Regions from separate parts of the Homo sapiens genome. Here region 1 is linked to region 2. A link is a contact called in ENCODE Hi-C data. All regions are on one chromosome and are shown on one strand. The core of a region is the stretch at or near the end of the contact, and the rest is flanking DNA. Distances in the headings are between cores, read along the strand shown. Region 1 has its middle 6.9 kb from the start of CEACAM16. Region 2 holds the start of SMG9 (SMG9 nonsense mediated mRNA decay factor).

Evidence for each region. Hi-C counts contacts between places; a loop is a spot of excess contacts on that map. Pooled maps may share reads with other maps.
Region 1: a pooled map shows a loop between it and region 2 (9-fold over the local background). The contact joins the enhancer-like site here to the promoter of SMG9 in region 2. A Hi-C loop is called at or near these places in 7 of 50 pooled maps.

What each region holds. Positions count from the first base shown.
Region 1 is chr19:44,690,414-44,694,011 of GRCh38, forward strand. No RefSeq gene overlaps it. Among named protein-coding and RNA genes, the nearest start is that of CEACAM16, 6.9 kb to the right of the region's middle. RefSeq lists an enhancer at 2,021-2,090. Within about 2 kb of position 1,843, at least 23 of the 41 ENCODE cell types and tissues checked have a DNase peak (open chromatin) inside an H3K27ac peak, as active enhancers do.
Region 2 is chr19:43,752,648-43,756,215 of GRCh38, forward strand. It overlaps SMG9 (SMG9 nonsense mediated mRNA decay factor), which reads right to left and starts at 2,315. Exons shown (of 14, transcript NM_019108.4): 1 at 2,007-2,315. RefSeq lists an enhancer at 1,246-1,505 and a silencer at 1,736-2,095.

The DNA of each region.
Region 1 (3,598 bases), core at 593-3,092, 940 kb after region 2:
AACATTACCGAGCACTTATTATACGCCATGCACTATGCTAAGGGCTTTACATTTATTCACTGATATCCTCACAACGGTTCTGTGAGTGAAGTTATACCATTGAAAGTAATGGCAAAGCCAGGCGCAGTGGCTCACTCCTGTAATCCCAGCACTTTGGGAGGCCGAGGCGGGCAGATCACCTGAGGTCAGGAGTTCGAGACCAGCCTAACCAAGATGGAGAAACCCTGTCTCTACTAAAAATTAGCTGGGCATGGTGGTGCATGCCTGTAATCCCAGCTACTTGGGAGGCTGACGCAAGAAAATCGCTTGAACCCAGGAGGCGGAGGTTGCGGTGAGCTAAGATCGCGCCATTGCACTCCAGCCTGGGCAACAAGAGTGAAACTCTGTCTCAAAAAAAAAAGTAATGGCAAATTGGCTGGGCGCAATGGCTCACTCCTGTAATCTCAGCACTTTGGGAGACCGAGGCGGGCAAATCACAAGGTCAGGAGTTTGAGATCAGCCTGGCCAACATGGTGAAACCCATCTCTACTAAAAATACAAAAAATTAGCTGGGTGTGGTGGCAGGCGCCTGTAATCCTAGCTACTCAGGAGCCTGAGGCAGAAGAATCGCTTGAACCAGGGAGGCAGAGGTTGCAGTGAGCCGATATTGTGCCACTGCCCTCCAGCCTGTGGGACAGAGCAAGACTCCGTCTCAAAAAAAAAAAAAAAAGTAATGGCAAAAGCCACAATTACTTTTGCACCAACCTAGTACTGTGATTATCCCCATTTTACAGATGAGGAAACTGAGGTTAAGTAAGTGAAGCTGACCAGGCAAAGTGGCTTATGCTTTTAATCCCAGGACTTTAGGAGGCAAAGGCAGAAGGACCGCTTGAGCTCAGAAGTCCAAGATGAGCCTGGGTAACAGCGAGACCCAGTCTGCACACACAAAAAAATTTATTTATTTACTTTCATTTATTTATTTATTTATTTATTTTGAGATGGAGCCTCTCCCTGTCACCCAGGCTGGAGTGCGGTGGCACGATCTCGGCTCACTGCAACCTTTGCCTCCTGGGTTCAAGCGATTTCTGGCTTATTTTTGTATTTTTAGTAGAGACGGGGGTTTTACCACGTTGGCCACGCTGGTCTTGAACTCCTGACCTCAAGTGATCCACCCACCTCGGCCTCTCAAAGTGCTGGGATTACTGGCGTGAATTACCGCACTGGGCCAAAAATATTTAAAAATTAGCCAGGCGTGGTGGTGTGTGCCTGTGGTCCCAGCTACCTGGGAGACTGGGGTGGAAGGACTGCTTAACCCCAAGAGGTCAAGGCTGCGGTGAGCTGTGATTGTGCCACCACACTCCAGCCTGGGCGACAGAGCGAGACTCTGTCTCAAAAAAAAAAAAAAAAAGGTGAGGTCACCCAGGGTATCAGTGGACAAGCTGAGAACAAAACCAAAGTTTCTAACACCGAAAATTTGTCTTCTGCTCATCCCAGCCTGAAAGGAAGGTGAACCAAGATGCAATCCATGCCCATTCAAGTGGGGTCTGTGTGTCCAGGCAGAGGTGTCTGCCCTCTACAAAGGGCACAGGGGAGAGAGTGATGCTTAACCCAAAGGAGGTCTCGCTGATGGTGGAATTTCAGGCACCGTGTTTATGTTTGGCCTAATTAGCTTGAGACCAGTGTCCTTGACGGGAACTAAGACGCCCCCCACGCCCATCCCCGGCTCCCAGGCTCTCTCCACCCAAGTTCTGCCCACCAGGGCACACTGCTTCCCTCTGCCACCTCCTCTTCCCACGAGCCCTGGTACACCCTAGATTCTCAGGGCTGTGGCTCCTTGCTTTACAAATGAGTAAGTTGGTGGCAGGGAAGGAAGTGGGCTGGGCCATGACCAAGAGTCACTATGATTCACGGGGAAAACCCTGCCCTCCCGATTCAACTCTGTGTGCAAAAAGGTTTTGTGCGGGTTCCTAGGGTCTCAGGGTCAATGGATGTAGATAGACCACTAGAGGTATACACAGCCACTGTCCACCAACTCTCCCACCCCCCGGGTCTGCCTACAGCCCTGGATGGGGATCCTGTACCGGGGGGGCGGTTGGGGGGTTGGACAGGTGTGGGTTGAGGTGTTGTTTACATGTTGAACACACTGGGGTTCCAGGTAAGTTTCCGTCAGAAGAAAGCACTTCACTGCTGAGGCAGAAATTTCAAAATATTGAACCACTTTTCGATCCTGGCAGAAGGGAATTTTCCCAGGGTGATAAAAGTGTTCTAAAATTAGATTTGAGTGATGGCTGCCCAAAAGGAATTATGATATTATTCAAGAAATCATGGCTTTGCTGAACAACAGAAAACTCGAACACTGAGCATTTGAAGATATTAAGGAATTGTTGATTTTTATGTTCACTGTTTAGGTGAAATGATAGCATTGTGAGTGTGTTATTTTTAAATGAGTCCTTATCTTTTAAAGATACAGGCAGAAATAGCTATAAAATGATCTGATGGCTGGGATTTGCTTTCAAATAATACAGGAGAGGGCCGTGGGTGAGGAGAGGGAACCAGATTGCCTATGAGCTGAGTGATGGGTATGTGGTTGCGAGGGCAGACACCATTCTTCTCTCTGCTTTCGATGGGTGCGTAGAATTTCCCATAATAAAAAGTGGTTTTTAAATTGTTTTGACCATTGGCCTCGCGCGGTGGCTCACGCCTATAATCCCAGCACTTTGGGAGGCAGAGGCAGGCAGATCACTTGAGGGCAGGAGTTCGAGACCAGCCTGGGCAACCTGGTGAAACCCCATCTCTATTGAAAACACATAAAAATTACCCGAGTATAGTGGCATGCGCCTGTAATCCCAGCCACTCGAGAAGCTGAGGCAGGAGAATCGCTTGAACCCGGGAGGCAGAGGTTGCAGTGAGCTGAGGTCGTGCCACTGCACTCCAGCCTGGGCAACAGAGCGAGACTCCATCTCAAAAAAGAAAAAAAAAATTGTTTTAACCATTCTAAAGGAATGAGAAAAGAATTCTACAACTTTTGTTTTTTTGTTTTTTTTTTTGAGACAGAGTCTCACTCTGTCCCCCAGGCTGGAGTGCAGTAGCGTGATCACAACTTACTGCAGCTTCCATCTCCTGGGCTCAAGTGATCCTCCTGCCTCAGCCTCCAGAGTAGCTGGAATTACAGGCATGTGCCACCATACCTGGCTAATTTTTTTTTTTTTTTTTTTGAGATGAAGTTTCACTCTTGTTGCCCAGGCTGGAGTGCAATGGCGGGATCTTGGCTCACTGCAACCTCTGCCTCCTGGGTTCAAGCGATTCTCCTGCCTCAGCCTCCCCAGTCGCTGGGATTACAGGCATGCGCCACCATGCCCAGCTAATTTTGTATTTTTAGTAGAGACGGGGTTTCTCCATGTTGGTCAGGCTGGTCTCGAACTCCCGACCTCAGATGATCTGCCCGCCTCAGCCTCCCAAAGTGCTGGGATTATAGGTGTGAGCCACTGTGCCCAGCCTTTCTTTTTATTTTATTTTTAGTAGAGATGGGACTCACTATGTTGCCCTGGCTGGTCTGAAACTCCTGGGCTCAAGCAATCCTCACACCTCAGCCTCCCAAAATGCTGGGGTTACAGGAGTG
Region 2 (3,568 bases), core at 1,065-3,564:
GACACTTTGGGAGGCCGAGACAGGAGGACTGCTTCAGCCCAGGAGTTCGAGACCAGCTTGGGCAACATAGCAAGATCCTGTCTCTATATAACATTTAAAAAAGAAAAAAGTAGCTGGGCGTGGTGACATGCACCTGTAGTCCCAGCTACTTGGGAGGCTGAGGTGGTGGGATCACTTGAGCCTGGGAGGTCAAGGCTGCCATGATCATGCTGCACCACTGCACTCTAGCCTGGGTAACAAAGCAAGACCCTGTCTAAAAAAAAAAAAAAGCAGAACCCTGTCTCAAAAAAACAGTTTGCTGACCCTTGCTTAGCTTGGAAGTATCTGTTAAATCCCTCCATGAATCCTCCCCTGCCCCACCTCATAATGACATAAACAGGTCCCTCCGAGACTCTCCAGAATGGAAGGGTCTGTTTACAAGATGCAGTCATAATTTTGCTAGCCAGACAAGTGGCTTGTCTAGCTCCTCTCCTACTGTGCTACATGACCTCTCCCAGAGCCACAAGCCAGGCTGAAGACTGCTTTCCTAGACAGAGGAGGACAAGGGCCTGTTTACAGCTGCTTAGGGAAAATGACTCATTCCATACCGAAATGACTGCTTAGTCTGGGATGGAGATTCTCCCCAGAATCTGAGACTCCTCCCTCACTTGCAATTAAGTGTCTTTACACATTATTCTGAAATCTACCCAGTGCTTAAGTACTTGTCTTCATGCCTCAATTGGGATACTGCCCAGCCCTGAGGTTTCTGTTTACTGGCCTATGAGGATGCCCTTTCCTGTGCAAAGTAAGCGCCCCTGTGTGAATGCTTTTCTTTTTTTTTTTTTTTTTTTTTTGAGACGGTCTTGCTCTGTTGCCCAGGCTGGAGTGCAGTGGCACGATCTCAGCTGGCTGCGGCCTCTGCCTCCCGGGTTCAGGCAATTCTCCTGCCTCAGCCTCCCAAGTAGGTGGGATTACAGGTGCATACCACCAGGCCGGGCTAAGTTTTGCATTTTCAGTAGAGACGGGGTTTCGCCATGTTGGCCAGGCTGGTATCGAACTCCTGGCCTCAAGTGATTCGCCAGCCTCGGTCTCCCAAAGTGATCGGATTCCCCGGGTAAGCCACCGCACCTGGCCTCCCTGTGCCCTTTATTCTGGGAGCTTCCACAGTATCTGAATGTGGGGAGTTCCTTGGAACTTAAAAGCCCACCTAAACCAGGTGTGGAGGATACAGTGAGCCGAGATCGTGCCACTGCACTCCAGCCTGGGCGACAGAGCGAGACTCTTGTCTCAAAGAAAAAAAAAAAAAACCCCACCCACATGCAAGCTGGGGACTTCCAATGCTGTTTCCGGGCTCCTTTGGGGATTACCCCCAAACTTAGGAAAGCTGGTCTATTTAAGTGTCTGCTGATGGACTTCTAGGGTGACTTCCCGAAAATTAACAAATCGAATTTACATATTTTTGGGGAGTGTCTCCTCAGTATTTAGGCATCGCTTCACACACTCCCTTCGGGGATCTCCCAGAACCTCACTATTTGCAAATATTTGGGGAGACTCTCCCGATTCCTGAGTATGTAAGCCCACTTCGTGGGGCACTCCCCAGCCCAGAACTGTAGTCGATTTGCACATTTTCCTAAGGACTCCCTAGGATTTAAACTTCTCTCTACGGGGTTCTAGAAGGGAGCCTCCCCCGGATTTAGGCATTGCTTTACAAAGCTTCCCTCGGGGAACCCAACTCAAGTTTCTCGTTACACGTTATTGGGGCGGCCTCCCCAGTACTTGACGGGCAGTTTGCAGGCTGTACTTGGATCTCGCAGAGCATAAGTTTCTCATTTACACGTTATTTCCGTCCCCCGCCCCCATTCCTGCCAACCCAGTATCGAATTGACGGTCGCCGGCCCCCTACTCAGTGCCGCACCCCCGCCGGACGTCCCAGCGACCTTTCAATGGCCAAGGCGGGGGCGGGGCCTGCCGGAGCGCCCCGCCCGCCGCCGGTGCGCTAGCCTCGCGCGGGCTCGCGGCCCCCTTACCTAACGCGGCTGCTGATTGGTTCTCGGGGCGCGGTGTGCGCTCTCCCGTGACGGGAGTCGGGTGGGGGCGGGGAGGCTGACCCAAGCCACCCGCCTGCAAATGGCGTCTGGGGGCCAGGAACGTGGGAAGGAGAGAAAATGGGCACTCCCCACTCCGAAACCGGCCTCGGCGTCCGGGTTGCAGCCCCTAAGGAAAGCTGGGCCGAAGGAAGAAGAGGAGGAGGATGTAACGCGGGCCCGAGCTGAGATCAGTTCCCTCAGGCGACTCGTCCTGCGCATGCGCTGAGGGCTGGAGCTCGAGAACTGAATGCGCTCGCCGGGCTGAGCGTGCGTGGATGGAGGCGGTCGGCTTCAGCACGCATGCGGGTTCCGGAGCGGGAGGCGGGAGGACGCCGCGGCTCTGACTCAATGCGCGTGCGCGCGGTTGGGGGGTTGAGGGTGGGGAGATGAGTAGGGAAATGGATACGCCGAGGAGCCGGCAGGAGGGAGAGCGGCCCGGATCTGGGGTTCGAGTTGTGCCTCTTCGGTGATGTTGGCGGGATGCAGTGGGGTGGGACGACAGGGAGGAATTTCACTGTTCTGGGCTGAGTGCCAAGAACACATGAATGAATCAGACTTGGCGTGCGCCCTGGAAGACACCCCGGCCTGTGGAGAGACTGCCAGGGCCTCAAATCACTTAGGAAAGGGCGCGGGTCCGGTTGGACCTTGAAGGACAGGCAGGCGAGGGTACTCCAGGGAACAGCTAAGCAAAGGCGGCGAAGACCCCGGGGGAAGAGGTCTAGACTGGCTTGGATTCAGGGTCCACCTGGGTGGGAGGTGAGGCAGCAGAATGGGCAGGTCAGACCCTGAAGGGTCTCCAGTGTCAGTTTTATCCTTAAGGCCTGGGAGATGCAGAATAGTCTGAGACAGAACTATGTTTAAAACCCTCGAAGGCCGCGTTGGAGAAGGGAATCCGCTCCAGGGTCGAAAATTTAAACACACGTGGGCGGAGTCTTGCGCGCGCCAAAGAGGAACATTGGGCGACGGGCGCGGCCTGGAGAGCGCATGCGCATTCGGAAGGGTCGGCAGTTCCCCAGTGGGCAGAGTGGGTGGATGGGAAGGTTCTAGCTTTTTATTTGAAATTTTATTTATTTTTATTTTATTTATTTATTTAGAGACGGAGTCTCGCCCTGTCACCCAGGCTGGCGTGCAGTGGCGAGATCTCGGATCACTGCCGTCTCCACCTCCTGAAATTCAAGCGATTCTCCTGCCTCAGCCTCCCAAATAGCTGGGATTACAGGCGTCCACCACGCCTGGCTAATTTTTTGTATTTTTAGTAGAGACTGGGTTTTGCCATGTTGGCCAGGCTGGTCTCGAACTCCTGACCTCAAGTGATCCGCCCGCCTCGGCCTCCTAAAGTGCTAGGATGACAGGCGTGAGCCACCGTGGCTGGTCTAAAAAAAAGTTTTTTAAAATTATATTTGAACAGGTATTACATGTACATACACAATTCAAACCTCTCTGGCTGTATACAATAAAAGTAAGTTTCCACCTCTGGTTCCCATTTTCCTTTCCTAAAGCAC